3 separate regions of the Homo sapiens genome follow, and all the other regions are linked to region 2. Evidence: chromatin contacts called from ENCODE Hi-C or POLR2A ChIA-PET data. All regions are on one chromosome and are shown on one strand. Each heading gives the region's core, a stretch centred on a gene start or an enhancer-like site at or near the end of the contact. The rest is flanking DNA. Distances are from core to core; before and after follow the strand shown.

Region 1 (3,260 bases), core at 384-2,883, 460 kb before region 2:
ATTCCTGCAAAGCTAAATCCTATCTATTTTTCAAAGCCCAGTTCACATGCTCCCTTCCCTGCACTCTCATAACACCTCCTGTTTCTAATATATAACGTTAGTGAGATTTTTTAAATGTTTAGGTAATCGTGTATCTTTCTTTCCTACTACATTGAGATCCTCAAGTACAAAAAAAACTCTCTCATGTCATGACCTTAGACACCAGAAAATGTTAAATATAATAAAATGCCAGTTCAAAAATAACCATTGAAAAGGATGTGATAAGCAACCTAGTAATTCAGTCAGTGGGGCTGCTAGAAACCGTTGTCTTCATAGCTGAATTCAACTGACTCAATTCGGACTCAATTGTATGTAAACTGTTTATTTTTCTTTCTTCTTTTTTGGAGACAGTTTCGCTCTTGTAGCCCAGGCTGGAGTGCAGTGGCACGATCTCGGCTCACTGCAACATCCGCCTCCCAGGTTCAAGCGATCCTCTTGCCTCAGTCTCCCGACTAGCTGGGATTACAGGCGCCCGCCACCACGCCCAGCTAATTTTTGTATTTTTAGTAAAGACAGGGTTTCGCCATGATGGCCAGGCTGGTCTCGATCTCCTGACCTCAGGTGATCCACCCTCCTCGGCCTCCCAAAGTGTTGGTATTACAGGTGTGTCAGACACTGCGCCCAGCCTACTGTAAGTAAACTCTTTTGAGGCCAGGAACTCTGTCTTATTTCTTGTGCATCACCCCCTCCCCACCACCCCCCCGCACCCGGCAAAAAAAAAAAAAAATTAATAACCTCAGTATCATCTAATTCAATGTTCTGCACATATTCTCAATACAAAGCCATACTATTGTAGATAAAGAGTCTGTGATTAAAATAAAGATCAGATCCTGGACAAACGCTGAATTGTGAAACGATAAGTGTTTGTGCTTAAGATAATCTCAACGTCTACAACGAAGAAAAGTGTCAAAGATAAGATGCCACAGGGTCGGACAATGGACAGTAACTTTACTGGAAAGGGGGCACAATGAACAAAACTAAGTGGAAACAAGAGTTCTCTCAGTTTACCTTACGCTCCCAGAGCAAGACAAGAAGCCAAATATCTATTTTTCAATTATTATTTCATCAATTATGGTCATTTTAGTAACCTTAGCTTCCAAAGTATAAAGAGGTGTCACTAAGCAAAGACCCCAGTCCATGTGACTTTCAATGCCAAACACAAACTTTCTTGTACCCTCAATTAATTGGGTAACGTAGGCCATGGATGATCAGGACATTCTCTCCAAGAGGGTACAAGAAAGTGACACAGGTCAGGATTTAATTTCCCCTCCTCTATCCCCTGTTAGGGGAGGTAAAACATAAATGTAGTTAATACCTGAATTGTGAATAAGTGAAACTTTCGAGACTGCCCCAGACTAACATGACCTTCTCACCACACTCGTAGTACAAACTGACAGCACAGAAGACCCCCTCCAGGAGAAAGGACGACGGGAAGCCAATGTAGGACTTACCTGGTTTCTCTATCCTATGGTTAAACCTCTGGAGCTACGCAGACCGTGGCAGCGATAAATCCACGTACGCAGGCTCCAACAAAGCTCACACAATCGGAGAAGTCACAGTAGCTGCGGCTGCGGCGGCGGCAGCAACAACTCCTCCCTCTGCTTCTCTTTTCCCACCCCCCGCCGCGGCGGCCAGCCGCCTTTACCCCTCCCTCCCTCGACTACCCCCACTTCCGGGTGATGCCCCTGCCGGAAGCAGGGCCGCCACGGGAAAGAGAGCGACTGGTCACGTGAAAAGGAACGCGTGGTCTAGAGCCAGCTTCTCCTGCCCCCTGCTGCCCCCGGGCCGACACGCAGCCTCGAGTGGGTCTTTGTTAGGGTACGAGTCCACTATCCCACCCCGCCCCCACGACAAAAGCGAAACCAGAAAACCCATACTAAAACAGTGCCTTTGTCATCTTTAGTTTCCTAACCTCAGGCCAAGATGTAACATAAAAGATCCTTATAAGTCATCTTCCACATAGTTCATCTTTGCCTAGCATGAAATTCACGTGCATCTGTTAGACTGTGTTAACTGCCAAGATGTAACATAAAAGCTCCTTATAAGTCATCTTCCACATAGTTCATCTTCGCCCAGCATGAAATTCACGTGCATCAGTTAGACTGTGTTAACTGCCAAGATGTAACATAAAAGCTCCTTATAAGTCATCTTCCACATAGTTCATCTTCGCCCAGCATGAAATTCACGTGCATCTGTTAGACTGTGTTAACTTGCTTCCCGTAGACTGTGTAGCCTAATTCCAGATGTAAGTGCCAGAACTATGAATTTATCCTCTTCCCTCCATTGAAAAATTACATCAAGAGGAAAATGTTTATAAATTCATAATTTTTATATGTGTGTTGAGGGGGTAGGGACGTCACTTCACCACCTTCATAGCGCCATTCCAAGCTCTGAACCACTCCCCCATTTATTCATTCACTCGTCCATCATTTTACACACCTAGAAGATTCCGGTGATGCAAAAGTGTTACAGTCTCTGTTACCATGAGTTCATTTAGAAATGAGATGCATAAAATGTAAACAATGCAATAAATGGTACAGAAAACATTTGAAAAAAGGGTCATTTTATTCTTGCTTTCCAACTTAACATTTTGAAAAGCAGCAAAATTCTAGGATTTTTAAAACTATGAACATTAACAGTAAAAAGAGGGAGAGGCTCCATCTCACTTATTTCAAAGCAAGATGTGGCCTTTTCATATTTCCTTTCATGAAGTATCTGTCATAAGATGTAGAACAAAACTAATCACAGGACTATTTGTATTTTCATCTGGAACCATTTGAACCCAGTTCCCACAGAAGAGTATGAAGCCTAATAATGTTGCAGAAATCAAAATAGTACACAAAATACAAATATCAAGTAAATATTTGTAAAAGACTTAGAACAGCGTCCGGCACAAAGTAAGCATATTTAAGTGTTGAAATAATTTCCATCCTAGCTGTTGTCAAGTCCCTATTAAGCCTTGACAGGCAACATTTAAAATTACCCATAGATCTACATTTTAGGTCTGTGATTAAGTATTTCAGAATTATTATCCCCCTCCACACTCATCCACATAAATATAAAATTAGCCTCAGGACTCATCTTCCCAGGCATTATTTTGTAGTTGTCAATGTGTGCAGCCTTAATTATTAAGATACAAACTCAGCCCCAAATTTAAAATCTTAAAAATCACATCATATGAAATGAAGATAGCTTTTAAGTGGGTTTCCAAATATTAGCAA
Region 2 (3,317 bases), core at 427-2,926:
GTTTGGGGCAGATGTTGGCAAGAAGGAGGGTGGGAAAAAGAAGGGAAGGGTGTCATGTCTGAGTGTAGGCAGAACATCTTACTGGCTTGGGGAAAAGGTGTCTTTCTTGGATTATAGGGTCCTTGGGAGGAAGCAGAGGACATTGGAGGATGCGGAGGGGCAAAGGTAGCTGTCACAGAACCCCCCATGATGTCTTAGTATAGAATTGGAAATTGAAAATAAAAATGGCAAATTACCGAGGAGCGAACACATTTGCTTAGAAACCTAATGATCTTTGTCTCAGATCAAGGCTTATATTAATTGTGTAATTAGTTCTATATGTGAGACAGGCAGCTGTGTTGAACAGTTTGTATAGTGGCAGGCAAACAGACAATCCTGGATGGAGGTTGAACGTTTCCTGCTTTGGGCCCAAGAGACAACTGTTTCTGGGACTGGGAGTGGGCCCAGGACGGTTTCCTCACTGAGGCAAGGAGTCCAGAGGTAGTTTCCGGCAAAAGCTGCCCCAGGACTTGTGCCCTTACACGGTGGACACCGCGAGGTTTTCCTAGATTCCCAATTCGTGCCAGGCTGCCTGGATTGTCTCCTACCCTGGACAGAGCGACCCCAAGGCAGGCGGAGGCCACAGCTGCCTGGTACCCACGGGCCAAAAGCGATTTGTGTGCCGGCCGACCGCCTCACATGCCCACGGCCCATGCAGGATCCTGTTCCAGGAAATCAGCTGCCACAGCCCTGCTGCCTTCGAGGCTCGGCCCGCGCTGCAGCCACGGTCCCGGCCTCCTAGGCGAGAGCTCCCACCCCTGTCTCAGCTCCACCTGCTTTCATTCAAGGCTTAGAGTCCAGCTCCCAGAACTACCCCCTTGCTCCCTGGGGAGATACTGTGGAGCGGCGAAAGGAGAGGCCCCACCGCAAGGCGCCCCCGCCCCCACCTGAAAGTGTCCGAGGGTGCAGGGCCCCCTGATGTCGAGAGGCCCACGACCGCGCCGTCGTGTCTCGCCTCGACTGGCCCGGACGACACCAAGCCCGGGGGCGGTCTGCGGGCCCTACGCCTGAGCCCGGAGCTGTGGGCTCCCCAGTGCGCCGTCCGCCCGCCTCCCGTTCCCCCGACCGCGTCCTCACCGAAGCGGCTGTGGTCGTGGCGGGTCCCGTGCACCGTGCCGTTGGGGAAGATCTCCAGGTGGAAGCCGGTGCGGCAGTAGAGCTGGCGGCGCCGCAGGATCCCCTTTAGGTGGGCGAAGTCTGTGGGTGAGCCACGCTGCAGCTTCCCCTCGATTTGGCCCAGGCGCTCGTTCAGGAAACCTGGGGAGTCAGCTAAGGGCACGTTCCCCAGAGACGAGGAGAAGCCGTGTAGATCCCAGTCCAAGGAGGCGAAGACGCCCCCCACCTCTGCCATGGCTGGGCCGATTGCGGCGCTGGTTGTGCTGGGCGCGCGCGGGCCGAGCCGGGGCCACGGGGCGCGAACTGCCTCTCCCCGCAGCGGGCGCGGGCGGTTCGGCGGCGCTCCCTCGCTAGCTCGCTTGCTCCGCGCTCTGCCGAGCTGCAGTCGACGTCTGTTCGCGTCCAAGGAACTTCTCAGTGGCGGGGAGCGCGGGGCAGCGTGCTCCTGACCTTGCTCTCAGTCAAAGTGCCTCTTCCCCTCCGCATCCATCTCCCCCGGCCTCTCATAGCTGGCTTCGTCCAGCTATCAGATGCAAACGGCACTTTATATACATACCCACTCCCCTTACATTGACATATTGGATATTTAAATACAAGCCACACCTCATTGGCATCCCCTCGGAGATTGGTGTGTGGGTTCTTTTTTTTTTTTTTTTCTTGCATCCATTTGGCTCTTTTTGGGAGAGGGGGGTGGAGGGAGAGAGCGAGCGAGCTTCACTCCCTCTTTTATTATGAAAAAATGGCAGGAAAAAGCTACACATTGCAGTGAGGCATAACTGCTTTTGGCAGGTTCTTCTGAAACTGCTGATGAAATAACAGAGCCCAGTGCGTGGAGGCCGCTGGCGCGCACGGCCACTCAAGGCCTGTTCCGTGGGGGTCTGTCTGTCTGCTGCCCGGGGGCTGTCCCCACCTCCCACGCGTCCTCGGGCTGCTGTGCTAGCCTTTGGAAAGTGCCATGAGACGGGAGTTGGGGGGTTCACATGCTCCTGATCTCCTCTTGTTCCCCAGTTGGTCGGAGGCTGCGGAAAGGGCATCTGACCCGGGACAGGGACTCCCTGGTTTCTTTGTTCCACGGCCCCCAAGTCCTAATTCCTACCTGTATAGGTTGGCGGGGTACCGAGGAAGTGAAAAACCTGGAAGCCAATGCAGTTGCAAAATTTGGGGTTGGGGGTGGTGGTCCTTGCAGATTCCAAGGGGAGGGCCTTACGGGGTCTGAGAGGAGCGGGAAACCCCTCAGAGGAAAGATGAATTTTTATTTTTTTAAAGAAAGAGACGTTACAGCTTAGGCTTAGGAAAAGGAGAGGGGGAGTAAGAAATAGAAAGCGATCTTTTTGAAAAATGATCTCCGCTGGCTTTCTGGGCGCGCTTTTAAGAGGCTCTCGAGAGCAAGCTCAATGAGAGGCCATTGGAAGCCTGGTGGGGGCTTCCCCCCTACCTCGTTTCTTGTTGGAAACAGGTGTTTCCTCGTTCTGTCCAGTGCCTTGCTCCGAGATATTCTATCAGGAAGAGCGGCAGTTGGGACAGGAACCGGCGGCAGCCAGGTCAACGGGCAGCGTCCAGAAGTCCTGGGGAGCAGGTGCCAGACCTGCCCTGCACCCCTGCACCTGTGCCCCGAACCTGAATCCTGGGGCACCTATTGGGCCCTGGCACTCGGCGTCCCGATCGCCTGTGAAAGGGTGTTGTTACTTGGTTTTCACCCGCAGCCGGCGATGGCTGCCTTCCCAGGCTCCCTCAGGAGAAACTGAACACAGGGAGCCCCGCGCCATCCCCTCTCTTTGCAGCGCCTCCTGCTGGCGACCCCTAGTCTCGTGGCAACTTTGAACTCAGGGTCACCATGAGATGAGAAAACCGATTCCGCTCAATTCACTTAGTGCAATTCAGGGTCCTACTCCTGGGCTCCCACGTGCACCCTGAGCTCACTCCCCTGGAACCGTAGCAATTCTCGTTTGGGAGTATTGTGGCTTGGTACTGTTGTGCCTCTGCAGCTCAGACAGAACCTCTGAAGCCAAGCACAAGATGCGGCACATAATAGGCACACTCAGAAATAATCTGAGGTGCTCCCAGTAGCAGCGGACATAGATGCAAGTCATCTTCCAATTGTAGGGGACACAGAAATGCAGAAAGTGTCATTCATATTGAAGTATTTATGGATGAAATCATAC
Region 3 (3,547 bases), core at 708-3,207, 340 kb before region 2:
GTAACTTCACTTTAGCCTCTGATTGCGGGCCACTACTTTATTTACATAGGGTGTACACCAAGTAACCAATGGAAAACCTCTAGAGAGTATTTAAATCCCAGAAAATTCTGTAATGGGGGTCTTGAGCCCCTGTGCTCTGGCAGCTCCTGCAGTCTTGTGGAGTGTACTTTCATTTTCAACGTGTCTCTGCTTTTGTTGCTTCATTCTTTCCTTGCTTTGTGCATTTTGTCCAATTCCTTGTTCGAAACGCCAATAACCTGGTAACATGTTGACTATTTACTATTTTTCTCATAGTGAAGTCAGTTGAACAGCAAGCACATTTCTGTGCTGCCTTGTGATGGAGTACATCATTCAAATTCACTGCATTTACCAAGGAGAAAAAAATGACTCCTGTAAATTGTATGTTGAAATGATATTTAATGTGTACAAGACAAAATCAGTATAGCAGGTACAGAGGTCTGGTTTCTATAATTGCCAACTGAACTCAAACATTTGAAAGATATAATTGCAATGTGTACAGGCGTCTGTTGATTAAAAAGTTGCCTGAGGCCAGGCGCGGTGGCTCACCCCTGTAACTCCAGCACTTTGGGAGGTCGAGGTTGGAGGATGGCTTGAGCTTAGATGTTTGAGACCAGCCTGGGCAACAGACAGACCTACCTCATCTATACCAATACATAAATACATAATTAGCTGGGCTTGATGGCACGCGCCTGCAGTCCCAGCTGCTTGAGAGGCTGAGGTGGGAGGATTGCTTGAGCCTAGGAGGTCGAGGCTGCAGTGAACTGCGTCACGCCACTGCACTCCAGCCTGGGTGACAGAGCTAGACCCTGTCTCAGAAAAAAAAAAAAAAAAAGTTGCCTGAGCCTATCAGATTTTCAAAGTGTTTCATTCAAAAAAGGCTCCCCTCTTGCTATCCCAGTAGAAAGCAGCAACCCTGTCACCTAACCCCGACAGGAGCTCTTGCATATTTCAAGAAAAATAAATAGAATGAACTAAAGCATGCATGGCAGAATAAATTTGGAAATAAATTTCGAAGCGATTAGATTTTAGAGGACTTGTTTGTGATTAGCAGAGATTACCAATGTAAAATCAAATTATAGATCATAAAAGCGGGAAAGGCATTTACAGATCATCCAGCCAAGCTTCCTCTGTAATGAGAAGGAAGCAGATCTAAATTGATTGGTTTGTGAGCTAAACATCACATCAAATTGGGGAAATGGCCCGTGTGTGTGTGTGTGTGTGTGTGTGTGTGTGTGTGTGTGTGTGTATTCTAAGAGACACTTTATTCAATATGGAAAGAATTTTATGCAGCGTTCAAGTTGGTCTTATGTCGTCTGCACACATATACATATATATAAGTATATTATACACATATACATTTCCAAGCATGTTGGTGTGCCAAATATTATGTATAAAACATCTAGGAAAGCAAATAACTTGATGATAGCCTAGCATATAGGAAAGAAAATACTTACATAGGATGGCCATACAGATTAGTGGTTAAGAGTGTCTGGTGAATCTCGGCTCCACTACTGTGGGACTTTGTGTCTTGGTTTCCTCATCTGGAAAATGTAGGTTTGTCTACCTCAGAGAGTGTAAAGATTAAATGAGATAACCCGGATAAAGGATTAGTGTAGTGCCGAGCATATAGTAAACTCTCAATAAATGTAGGTTGCTGTTATTACTTCGTTAATATGTCAAAGAAAAAAGAGGTTGGACCAAAAGAGCATTTTCAAAATAAAGTCAAACTATGTCACTAGCACTTTCAGGTCAATTGGGACTAAATTGGACCCCCTGCGAAAAGGTGGAGGGGATCAAATGACGTCGACCGCCTTAGCAACAGGCCCCCAAAGAAGGTGAATTTCCGTAGCCAATAAGACTCTGTGCTTTGGAGGAGGTAGCCAATGGCTGACGGAAAGAGAAAGAGGGAGGACGCGCCAATTCTCCTGCCTGAGCCTCGGCCCAACAAAATGGCGGCGGCAGCGGTGTCGCTTTGTTTCCGCGGCTCCTGCGGCGGTGGCAGTGGTAGCGGCCTTTGAGCTGTGGGGAGGTTCCAGCAGCAGCTACAGTGACGACTAAGACTCCAGTGCATTTCTATCGTAACCGGGCGCGGGGGAGCGCAGATCGGCGCCCAGCAATCACAGAAGCCGACAAGGCGTTCAAGCGAAAACATGACCGCTGAGCCCATGAGGTAAAACGCAACCCCGTCTCATGGGCCCCAGCGGTCTGGGCCCAGGCACCGTCTGAGTCGGGTGTTTGGGAAGGCGTTCGCTTGGTGGGTTAGGCCTGTGTGTTGCTTAGCCGAAAGAGGCATCGTTTTCTCTTTAGGTGAGAAGGGTTTCGGGGTATCGGCGCAAGGCTCCGACGGGGGTGGGGGTGGGGATGGGGTGGGGGGAGGTGGGGGGGGCGCGGCCTAGGGTATGGGGCGCTTCTTGCAATCTCCCCTAAACGGTGACGCTTGGTCGGGCTCCTCTGTTTATTCTTTGGTGCCTGTGGGATTGAGACCTCGAAGTCGGAGGCGGTCTTTGGTATCCCGGTCATTTTTGCTAATCTTTGGGCCTAGAAACTGCGTGGGGAAGAAGCGGGGGGAGGGTGAGAAGAGGGGGAGGGGTGGGCGGGCGCGAGGATGTGAGATCCCAGGACGACTTAGAGGCGTTTAGGTTGCTGGAGATGGGAAGCACCCGGGCCCTGCGGGATTTTTTTTCTGCAGCCCCAGGAGACAAGCCTTTTTTTGATTGGGTTGTGGTGCAGTTCCAGGTATTTAGGTATCTTTTCTACTCCATATCCTGAAGGATATCCTTGGGTTTATTTCTAGGCGAGGGGGGACTTAACACAGGGTTTTGCTTCCAGAGGACCCTAGTATACTACTTTTTGTGATGTCCAGCCTTAATGGGACCTCAAGTGTTTCCCCACTTTCTGGGCAAATTTCGAGGAGTAATTAGGCCCTATCTTTATTTACTTATTTATTCCATGAAGGATGAAGGGCAGGTTAACGTGGGCTGATGCGAAGTAAGATTTATTGCAAGGGAAAATGCCTGGCAGGCCTCCTCTTAACCAATCAAGCACGTTTATTAGGTTGAAGCTGTTTTTCTGTGTGCTTCTGATTTGCCTCTTGACGGGTCTGAAAATTTGGGTAGTCAATATGAAATGTATACACTTTTACCCAGGTGGCTGGCTGGCGTTTCAGTTTGACATTTGAATTTTCATCCCACAATGTGAATTAAGTAATTTTTTTACTCGGAGATGCATCCTTGGCGTCCAGTGGCAAAATAAAATTACAAGGAGCATGGGTCAGAATTGCATTTCAAGTTGGCGAAATGTGCCTTTGAGTAACTCTTAGATTGGCATATGTTTTTAGAGCAATTTAGCTAGAATGTAGAATTGGGCAATGAGCCTATGATACGTATGTCTGTATTTCTGCATGAACAAGCAGTAGATTATATTTTCTTTACCTTGGGGAAAGATATGCTTCAGTTCTTAGATTGTAGATCTCTAGTTGTGTACACGATTGTGGCCTTGGTTTCTGAATTTGTCAGTAGGCTCAAAT

Evidence for each region. Hi-C counts contacts between places; a loop is a spot of excess contacts on that map. ChIA-PET counts read pairs that join two places held with the same protein, here RNA polymerase II (POLR2A). Pooled maps may share reads with other maps.
Region 1: a loop to region 2 is called in a map with no recorded cell type, with 4 times the contacts of the local background. The contact joins the promoter of ATP7A here to the promoter of FGF16 in region 2. A Hi-C loop is called at or near these places in 1 of 37 single-sample maps with no recorded cell type and 4 of 50 pooled maps. POLR2A ChIA-PET finds 5 or more read pairs at or near these places in 1 of 52 experiments (activated T-cell).
Region 3: a pooled map shows a loop between it and region 2 (5-fold over the local background). The contact joins the promoter of ATRX here to the promoter of FGF16 in region 2. A Hi-C loop is called at or near these places in 4 of 37 single-sample maps with no recorded cell type and 2 of 50 pooled maps. POLR2A ChIA-PET finds 5 or more read pairs at or near these places in 1 of 52 experiments (activated CD4-positive, alpha-beta T cell).

Annotation. Positions count from the first base shown.
Region 1 is chrX:77,909,066-77,912,325 of GRCh38, reverse strand. It overlaps ATP7A (ATPase copper transporting alpha), which reads right to left and starts at 1,633. Exons shown (of 23, transcript NM_000052.7): 1 at 1,491-1,633.
Region 2 is chrX:77,445,748-77,449,064 of GRCh38, reverse strand. It overlaps FGF16 (fibroblast growth factor 16), which reads right to left and starts at 1,676. Exons shown (of 3, transcript NM_003868.3): 1 at 1,117-1,676. The coding sequence starts at 1,390. RefSeq lists enhancers at 142-643, 2,589-2,778.
Region 3 is chrX:77,784,626-77,788,172 of GRCh38, reverse strand. It overlaps ATRX (ATRX chromatin remodeler), which reads left to right and starts at 1,957. Exons shown (of 35, transcript NM_000489.6): 1 at 1,957-2,191. The coding sequence starts at 2,172. RefSeq lists enhancers at 1,884-2,073, 2,084-2,193 and a silencer at 2,294-2,343.